Linked DNA regions of Homo sapiens: regions 1 and 3 are each linked to region 2. The links are chromatin contacts, found by Hi-C or POLR2A ChIA-PET in ENCODE. All regions are on one chromosome and are shown on one strand. Each heading gives the region's core, a stretch centred on a gene start or an enhancer-like site at or near the end of the contact. The rest is flanking DNA. Distances are from core to core; before and after follow the strand shown.

Evidence for each region. Hi-C counts contacts between places; a loop is a spot of excess contacts on that map. ChIA-PET counts read pairs that join two places held with the same protein, here RNA polymerase II (POLR2A). Pooled maps may share reads with other maps.
Region 1: a map of CD8-positive, alpha-beta T cell shows a loop between it and region 2 (18-fold over the local background). The contact joins the promoter of SLC39A8 here to the promoter of UBE2D3 in region 2. A Hi-C loop is called at or near these places in 12 of 168 maps with a recorded cell type or tissue (CD4-positive, alpha-beta T cell, CD4-positive, alpha-beta memory T cell, CD8-positive, alpha-beta T cell and 6 more), 34 of 37 single-sample maps with no recorded cell type and 28 of 50 pooled maps. POLR2A ChIA-PET finds 5 or more read pairs at or near these places in 16 of 52 experiments (CD4-positive, alpha-beta T cell, CD4-positive, alpha-beta memory T cell, CD8-positive, alpha-beta T cell and 10 more).
Region 3: a loop to region 2 is called in a map with no recorded cell type, with 5 times the contacts of the local background. The contact joins the enhancer-like site here to the promoter of UBE2D3 in region 2. A Hi-C loop is called at or near these places in 1 of 37 single-sample maps with no recorded cell type and 8 of 50 pooled maps. POLR2A ChIA-PET finds 5 or more read pairs at or near these places in 2 of 52 experiments (T-cell and activated CD4-positive, alpha-beta T cell).

The regions. Positions count from the first base shown.
Region 1 is chr4:102,343,983-102,346,886 of GRCh38, forward strand. It overlaps SLC39A8 (solute carrier family 39 member 8), which reads right to left and starts at 1,500. Exons shown (of 9, transcript NM_001135146.2): 1 at 1,363-1,500; 2 at 462-933. The coding sequence starts at 680. RefSeq lists enhancers at 23-82, 1,983-2,032 and a silencer at 553-802.
Region 2 is chr4:102,826,260-102,829,079 of GRCh38, forward strand. It overlaps UBE2D3 (ubiquitin conjugating enzyme E2 D3), which reads right to left and starts at 1,292. Exons shown (of 8, transcript NM_181891.3): 1 at 1,168-1,292; 2 at 226-377. The coding sequence starts at 249. It overlaps UBE2D3-AS1 (UBE2D3 antisense RNA 1), which reads left to right and starts at 1,796. Exons shown (of 2, transcript NR_131186.1): 1 at 1,796-1,926. RefSeq lists enhancers at 1-138, 721-1,282, 1,222-1,611, 1,283-1,844 and silencers at 972-1,021, 1,042-1,171.
Region 3 is chr4:102,541,439-102,544,427 of GRCh38, forward strand. The region is part of intron 5 of NFKB1 (nuclear factor kappa B subunit 1); the gene reads left to right. Among named protein-coding and RNA genes, the nearest start is that of NFKB1-AS1, 40 kb to the left of the region's middle. Within about 2 kb of position 1,658, at least 2 of the 41 ENCODE cell types and tissues checked have a DNase peak (open chromatin) inside an H3K27ac peak, as active enhancers do.

The sequences.
Region 1 (2,904 bases), core at 250-2,749, 480 kb before region 2:
TCTCGTTTTCAAATAGCACTGGTTACGCACCGGGCAACTGTTAACCAGGGTGGCATGTGATAATCTTCCTTGCTAACCTTGTAGGAAGTGTGCGAGCCGTTATCTTTCTGGCAAGATTTAAGTAACTCATTCCTATCTAAAAAGCATCTGTTAAAGTGGCGTCACACCCTCAACTACTTCATAAAGTTTTCTATAAAATGTTAAAATCACCAGAGTCGGACCTCTCAGTTCATCAGGCGTAAAACTGCAGTTTCCGGCTGCCAAATCCCTTAACAACGTTAACCTTTTAATCCTTCAGCCTCGTCTAGTGAAAAGCAAGTGTCACCAGATACCGCCTTCTACTTGAGAAATATAACAAGATTCTTTCTCCTGCACTTTTCCCAAATAAAAACGGCTCATATACAAAGTGAAGTCTAGGGACACCCACAGTACGGAGGGCTGCCCGGACCTGGCGGCCTTACCTGGTTGAAGTGCAGCTGGCCAGGCTCCGGGACGCCCACGCGGGAGGCGGCTCCCATCTGCTCCAGCAAGTGCTGGAGCTGCGCCGCCGACAGGCTCAGATTCGCGCCGAACACGCTCAGCACATCCTCGCTGAAGGCTAGCCCTGGCCCCTCCGCCACTCCTCCGAGGCCGGCGGCCGCCAGCAACAGGAGCCCGGCCACCGCGCGACCCGGGGCCATCCTGGCCTGGGCTTCCCCTTGAGGGCCCGCGACGGGCTGCCGCGCAGAGGGACGCGCGCGGGCGCACTGGCGTCCTTGCCCAAGGGCGGGAGCGTCAGTGCTCGGCGCTGCTCCGAGTCAGAGGTGGCGCGGGACGCCCCTGGTTCTCCGACGCCTTCGAAAGAACAGCAGCTCGCGACCTGCGGGGCATTGAAGTGGCAGCGTAGCCGAGGGGAGCGATAGGCGGAGTGGGCCCCCCGGCCTCCTGGAGAGCCTGAGATAAAGAGGACAAAGGGGGACAGAGATAAAGGCCACCAGGGCACCAGCCGGCAGGCTCCAGAAACGCTGCGTGGCAGTAGCCCTCAAACGCCCGGCCGGGCATGGGGCCAGACGCCCCGGATCCGGGTTTGCAAACGCCCCAGGATTTGCGTACATATGCTCCTCCCGGATATAAAGCCCCAAACCACGCCACTTCTTAGGAAAAACTAAAACCACACTAACTGTAGAACTCCACCTCCTCTTCCTGTCTTTCTGCTTTATTCTCTCCGCCGCAAACTTAGAAGTGAGACGTGCAGTCCCCAAGGAGCTGCAGAAAAGGGCTCTTCCGGAGTCCTGGGGATTGCGCGTTTAAAGGGGACCCTCCCTCTCCCCGGATCTTCTCTGAGCTTGGCAAGTTAATCGGAAGCACTCGCTGGCCTCTCACCTCTCCTATCTGTTTGTTTGTCTGTCTCTGCGTCTTTCTCTCTGCGTGTCAACGTAAGACTCGGTCTCTGGATCTCTCTCTCTTTCTGTCTCCCGCCCCCACAACCTCTGTATCTCTGACAGGTCCGCGGTGAAACTCCGCGATCCGCTCCGGCGCTCTTTACAAATAAGGGGAGGAGGGCCCTGTCCCCGCCTCCGTAGCACGTGGTGACCCATTTCCCCAGCCTGAACTCCCGCGCGCGTCCACGCCGGGGCGCAGGACCGCCGGCCTTCCCTCCGCGGGCGCTGCTCATTCCCAGCATCAGCCATGCCCTCTTCCCCACCCTCACTCCTGAGGGTTACCTGATGCCACCTCCGTGTCGGGGTCCCTAACTCCTCTCTGGTCTCGGGGACGCATGCATCTTTTCGTGATCTTGATGAAACCAACTTGCTGAAATGGAGCCTGGAGACCCTTGCATTGTCTACATAATTAACAGGAATTGCTTTTTTTTCTCACTTCTTAAAATCAGAGGAGAAAGAGGAAATCCAATGGTAGCGGTGGCGGGCTAGCTGAGCCAGCACTGCCCAAGCCGGCCCTTCCTGGCGGGATATCCGCAGATCAGAGGAATGTTTATTTGTTCATATGGGAGCTCAAGAAAAGCTGACTTAGGTGTGATGTCAACAGGTTTGTGTAAAGTGAGTGTGGTGTTTGAGGCAAAGTTTGTATCTGGTGGATATAGTGGTTCAAGTGTAAAGTGAAACCATGCTTCACTGTTAGATGGCTGTGAAAGGAAAATAAATCTTGAGACTTCAAAATCACCAAGCTAAAGGGAAACATCAAGAAGGGACCAGCTTAGGGCAAACCTGCCTGCCATTCTATTCAAATTCATCCCTCTGAGGCTCACCTGAGACAAATGCATATCTGATTGCTTTCTCTTCTCCATCGTTTATGCAAAAAATGCAGATTCACTGGGCCAGACTAAACTGTCTATTGAGTGGAAGGCTGATCATGGCCTCAAAAGAATGCAACCTTTTGTCTCTTGTCTATTATACTTCTAACCTGGAAGCCCCCACTTCCAATTGTCTCACCTTACTGGACTGAACCAATGTACATCTTACACATATTGATTGATGTCTCATGTCTCTCTAAAATATATAAAAGCAAACTGTACCCCCGACCACCTTGGGCACATGTCTCAGGACTTCCTGAGGCTGTGTCAGGGGCACATCCTTAACCTTGCCAAAATAAACTTTCTAAATTGACTGAGACCTGTCTCAGACATTTTGCATTCACGTGACTAAGGACAATAAAAAGAATACAAGATGCCGTTCTTGCCTTTCATCAGGAGAATGCACAGCCTCCTAAAATAGCACATTTTAAAGAGACATTAAGTCTAGACAAAGGGGAAAAGATGGGGAAAGGGAAAAAATCTTAATCTTAGAAGAGGAACCTAAAGACATAACTGCAGAAGAAAGAGACAGGTAGAGAACATTCCCAGAGGCTAAGGATCTAGGCAGACGAAGCTGAAGGATTGTCATATGGAAGAAGGTTTAACTATATTAT
Region 2 (2,820 bases), core at 42-2,541:
CACTGAAGCACTCAGGATAACACCTCACTTGCCACAAGTGTTCTCCGTTTCCTAGCTTTAAACTTCATTTCTTCAAGAAGTATATCTGCGTTCTCCATCCCCCCATGGAAGAAGTGATCCAAGAGGTATTTTCAGAATTATGCTTCCTTCCCACCCCCACGCTTTCCTCTTGGCCCGAGCCTTCCTTTTCTCCTACCACCCCATGCCCTTGTCCCCGCGGGTTACCTTATTAATCCGTTTCAGCGCCATAGTGTGTGCTTGTCGTCTGGCTCCTCACTCTCTCGGTGTATGCTCAAAGGTCCGGCCAAAACTCTTGATTATCCCGGCGGCGGGGCAGGATTGTCTCGTCTCACACCAGCTCTGCCAGACACAGGCGCCTTTTGCAAAAACGGAGCAGATCAGCACTCGCACAGGCCCCGAAGAGCCCCTGATGAATCCAGGTCCCTTAAGACAGCCGCGATCCGGGGTGGGTGGGGTGGCGTGGCAAAGCCACCAACAGCCTCTGTACCGTGCTTTCGGCCCGAAGTGGGGGCGAGGGTGACGGGAAGAGCGGAGGTGGTGGCTACAAGTTTAACTTCCCGGCCTCTAGAAAGGAAGAGACCCGGGTGGGAGAGGAAGAGGCGTAGGAGAAAGGGGTGGGTGCGGGGCAGGGTCCGGAGCCCAGCAGAGGAGGAGCCGGGGCCTAGTCGGCGCTATACCGGCGTCACTAGGGCAAAGAAAGGCAAGGGGGGAGGGGGAAGCATAAGACTCCGGACGGACGCCGGGCTGCTTTCGGTTTCTGTCCAAAGGTGCGGCCGGGAAAAGGAAGGAAATAAAGGAAGGGAGACTTGATGTGTATTGCTATCCTCGCAGCGAGCTATTCTGTGTCACCCCTGACGCCACCGTACACTCACTCCGCCTTCCAGCGCGCTCCCGCGCGCGCCCGCCCAGCCACCTCCACCACGCGCCCGCGCTGTCCCTGAGGCTCCGGCTTAGGCGCGAGGACGCGCCCATTCCCCCTCCTCCTCCAGCAGGAGAGGCCGCGGCTTCCCCAACCTTCCCACCCTAACCCACCGCACCCAATAGGCTGGCCGCTCAAGCCGCCCAGGTCCCGCACTGCCCCTCTTACCCGGCCGGCCACTGGGCCGGCCTCCCTTCCCTGCCCTAGCCGTCCACACCCACGCGTACAGAGGGGCCGGGGCCTCCCTCAAGCTGCGGCCTCGGCCTCCTCCCCGCGCGGCAGCTGGTGCCTCCCCGGCCCTACGGGGCTCACGCGCACGACACAGCCACAAGATGTCCGCTCTGACGGAACTACTGCCAGCTGCCACGCTCCGCCCCTCCCCCTCCTCCTGCCTCTTCACCGCCGCGGATCAGTCCGCCAACGCCGCCGTCCCGAGCACAAGACCGATGTGAGGCCGAAGCCAGACGGCTTGCTTCCCACGTCCGGGGCCGAGTGAATACGTGTCAAGCCCTTTTCCTTCTTCTCGGAACAGCACCTTCTTACTAAACAGATCGGAGATTGGACCAGGAGGGCGGGGGAGGGAGGAGGATCATGAGCTGGGGGGAGGGTGAACGAGTGGCGGAAACCCTTAGGCTCAGAGAAGCATCGAGAACCGGAAGGAGACCATGGGAGGAAGGTAAAGGAAGCAGCCGCTGCGCGATCCAGCCCCACGCCCCTCCCCACAGCGTCCCCCAGTTTCCTCACTTGGTATCGAGGAGACGACTCTCGCGAGAACTTCGTGGCTGGCTAACCGAAGCGGTAGCTCTGCAATGACTTAAGAGCAGTTTTGTGCGCTTTTCCTGACGGGGTTCCGCCTCCAAAATGCATAAGTTCTCGCGAGACGCAGTAAGGCACCGGCTCGAACTGGGGCGGGCCACTGCCAGGAAAGCAACGCCCCTGAATGCTTATGCCGGTGGTTGGTAGAGGAAATGGAATTCCCCAGACTGGTAAGAGCGCGCGCAGACACAGCCTTGTCTCACGCGCCCAATCAGGAGCGTGTGGTGGGAGGTGCCAAGGATTAATTACCAGATACCTTTAGTCTAGCTCGGGCCGGGATTTTGAGGTTTCCGGTGGAGCAGGTGAGCAGTATTTACTCGCCTGCCCTCCTGGGCTGGTTATGCTGTGGGAGGAGGCGCCCCTCGAGATGGGAATAGTAGTTTTAAATAGACCCAGGTTGGCCGCTCATCAGCGCTCCCACGTGCTGAAGTCTAGTGCACGTCTGACCCTAAGGGAGCAATACTGAGAACAGCAGGGAGCAGGCTGAGTCAAGCTCAATTGAGTGGATGGGGCTAGGACAGAGAGAGTTAGGGGCAGGGTTTTCACTGGTCTCCGTAATCAGTCGCTGCCGTCCGCCAAGGTGTAGATGTGGGAACAAGCTTAAATTCTCAAACTTTAGCTTCTGTTGCTGTGTTTCAGTTCTTGAGCCAGAAAGTGTTGAGACTAATTAGTTAATTAGGTAGAGTTTAGAGTCAGAAAAACAATACAATACTTCCTGAAATATCCAAGTTGGGAGGTGGGATTTACCTCAGTAGGATTGGCCTGTTTTAGTCAAGGGTTTAAAGTATGGAGACGGCAGTTATGCTCTCTAGTGTATCCTTCAGGCAAAAGAAAGACCTTAATTTTTATGAGGAATTTAAAAGTGGGTAAGCACTGACCAGCTTAAGGTTTTTTAACATTCCTTAATGACCCCAGTTACCGAAGTGGAGATCTTCAATTACTTGGAAAAATAAACTTGTTTTAAAAATACACTTAATTTGAAAACTGTTGCAGAAAGTTTTACCTAATAAAAACTTAACACGTCAACAATGATGAATATAAGTAGTCTAATGTATACTGTTCAA
Region 3 (2,989 bases), core at 408-2,907, 280 kb before region 2:
TTAGTGTACCTGGATACTAAGGAGAAAGATAGAAAAGATAAAATATGTATCTTCAACATTTTGTATTCTGTGATGACCCTAAAAGCTAATGTGGGAGTTCTATTGACTGTTATAAACTATTACAGAAGAAAAAGTGAAAGTGGAGAGTTAGGTCCACTGTGTGTGAACAATGGGAGGGTCTATGGAATGATGCTTTCAGGTAGGCAGAGGCCTCGTGGAGGGTGGCCCCACACTCACCCCCAGAATCCAGAAGCCATTCCCACAGGAACTTCAGAGGGAGAGCATTTACATTTACAGGAAAGAAATGATACTTCTGAGCCTACATTTGCCACATATTCATTAAGTGCATTTGTTCAGGCATTACAGTAAAATGCCATGGGCTGTGCTTTTCCTCAGCTACAGCCTCTCTCCTTCCAACCTCACACCCTGTCTTCCTGTCATGCCTTTGTGAGAGCGCCACCACTCTGCGGTGCCTGGAGAGGAACCTGGAAACGCTGATAGTTCAGTGCATACTCGGTCATATGGAGACAGCAGGAAAGAGTCAGGGGCCAACTTGAAAGATTTGGGGCCTGGCTGTGGTTTGCAGGCTGTAGACACCAAACTATACTTTATAGAACATGTGAAAATATAGCCTGTATGGGTTACTCTCTTACTGATTGTCTAGATTTGATGCCTTACATTAAATCATTTTAAAACCAACTCTAGAAGTCTACTCAAATCCTGCATTTTCTACTGGAATAGTGTCCCATGCATAAAACCCTGTTTCGCATAGGTGTAGGCTAGCTTACAGACCCTCTTACCATGTTGAGATTATTTCTAGAACTCAGGCTACTGAACCATCTGGTGCTCTGCCTGTGTCTTTCACATAGCTAAGAAGAAAATTTCCATTTAGCTTTCTGATATCTTGCTGTGCAAGTCTTCATGCTCTTTTTTTAAAAAAAATTTTAATTATAAATTCTTTCAAGCATATAGAAAGTTTAAAAATTGACATAACAGACACTATGTACTACAACACAAATTTAATAGGTATTAGCATCTTACCTTATTTGCTTTTGATAGCTCTCTCTCTCTCTCTCTGTCCTCTCTCTCTCTCAAATAAAATAGTTACAGCTAAAACCCCACTTATCCATCACTTTGTCCTCCTTCCTTCTCTTAGGTAAGCTGCTACTCTGAACTTTCACTCCCCAAGATGTTTTTATATTTTTACTACATAAGAATGCATCTATAAATACTGGCATTTTCAAGAAAGTTAATTTTTACTAACTTCAACCCAAATTTGCCATTGTATAGGATGGCTCCTTTTCAGGGCAAACATAGGTTCAAACTGGACGCCATTGAAGATTAACTGGTACTCACTTTGATCCTATTGATTCCTCTTTGCTGTCTAGATAAAAATGTATTTGTCACAATGTAGTTTGTACTAACTCTTATAGCAAAAAATAATATTCAGAGAAAAATCTAGGGGAAGTAAGTATGCAGACTAACTCTTATATCTTGTCCTTTCATAAGAAAAATTTCCCATCATTAAACATTTAATAATCTATTATACTGCCTATAAAATTTCCCTTTAAAGTTTTTTCCATTCTAATTTCATCACGGAGCTCCTAATAGGAGAGGCTGGCAGAAAAGCACAGGAACCTTCCTCTAGGCCAAGCTTGTCCCTGCCTGCTTTTGACTCAGCAAGGAGTGCCAGGGAAGGCTCACTTCCCTATTTTTCCCGAAAGCCACGCGTGAAGTTTTAAAAATCAAACTGTGTTCCCTTTCACAGAGGTGGGTGACAAGAGAAGCAGCCCCATGGGACTTCAGAAACTCTCACCAATCCTCCTCTAGAGTGACCAGAAAGTACCCCTTCCTATCCTAACTAATGTGACACGTCCTTCTGTGTGGTCCACTCTATGCAAAACCAGAAATTGACAAGAATGACTTTGATTGTAAAGTACAAATAGCTTACCAGTTAGTATTCTTAGTTTCTCTTTAGTTATAAATATCAAATGCAAGGGACTTGAAACCCAGCTGATAGAAGTGTAACTATTTTTAATCAAACATTTTCTGAAAGCTGGTTCTCACATATGTTGTCTTTCCTGAGTGTTTTATGTTGAGTGGAAGACGTGTTGAAATGTTTAGGTCAACAACAGCTTTTTTGTTGTCCCCTTCCACTACTGATTTAAAAAAAAAAAAAAAAGGCTCCACTCTTCGTGCCTTTCCTTAAAAATCCTAAATGTTAAGTTTCTGTCGAGGTCGAATAGAGACTACCCGATCTGCTGTGGCATTTGAGGATATCACATATCCTTGCATAATCTCCCTTTCCTTTGTATAGACTTGTCTGATTCACGTGGTTTGGATCTATTTGGAGTACTAATTTAAAATAATTTAACCTGACTCAATTACTTAAAACAACAGGGGAGAAAATCACCAATAATCAGCTATGTGTGCGTATAGAACCTAGTTCATATCATTTATTAGGATTTCCATTGAACCCCTAAGCTGTTCACTGCGCAAGTATTTAATTAGGGAAAATAACCATACCCCTATGTACATTATACTGTGTGTTTTGTAAACCATGAGAAAAGCTGCTTATTGAACAGAAGGGCTTTGTAACCTGGGGTCTATGGATCCCTGTTGGTGGTTTCAGACGCTTTTTAGATTCCTAAATTTATATGCAGACTTACACATGTATGTATGTGCATTTTTTCTTGGGAGATGAGTATAACTTTTTATCATATTTTCAAAGGGAAAGATTTAACATGGTTAAGAATCATGCTATAGCTTGTATCACTTTAGCTTTTTGATAGCAGCTATCTTTTTAAATGATCTATGTAATATTTTTTAAGATTTTTTCTTTTTTTATTCTTGCATTTTTAATCAATTTTAAATGAAGTGAAATGCTTTATGTTGCTCAACACATAGCCCAGAAAGCCTCCCTTCAGTTTTCCAGTAGGTGGAAAAAAGATGAAACTGAATTGATGGCCAAAAGAGTTGAATGGGCTTC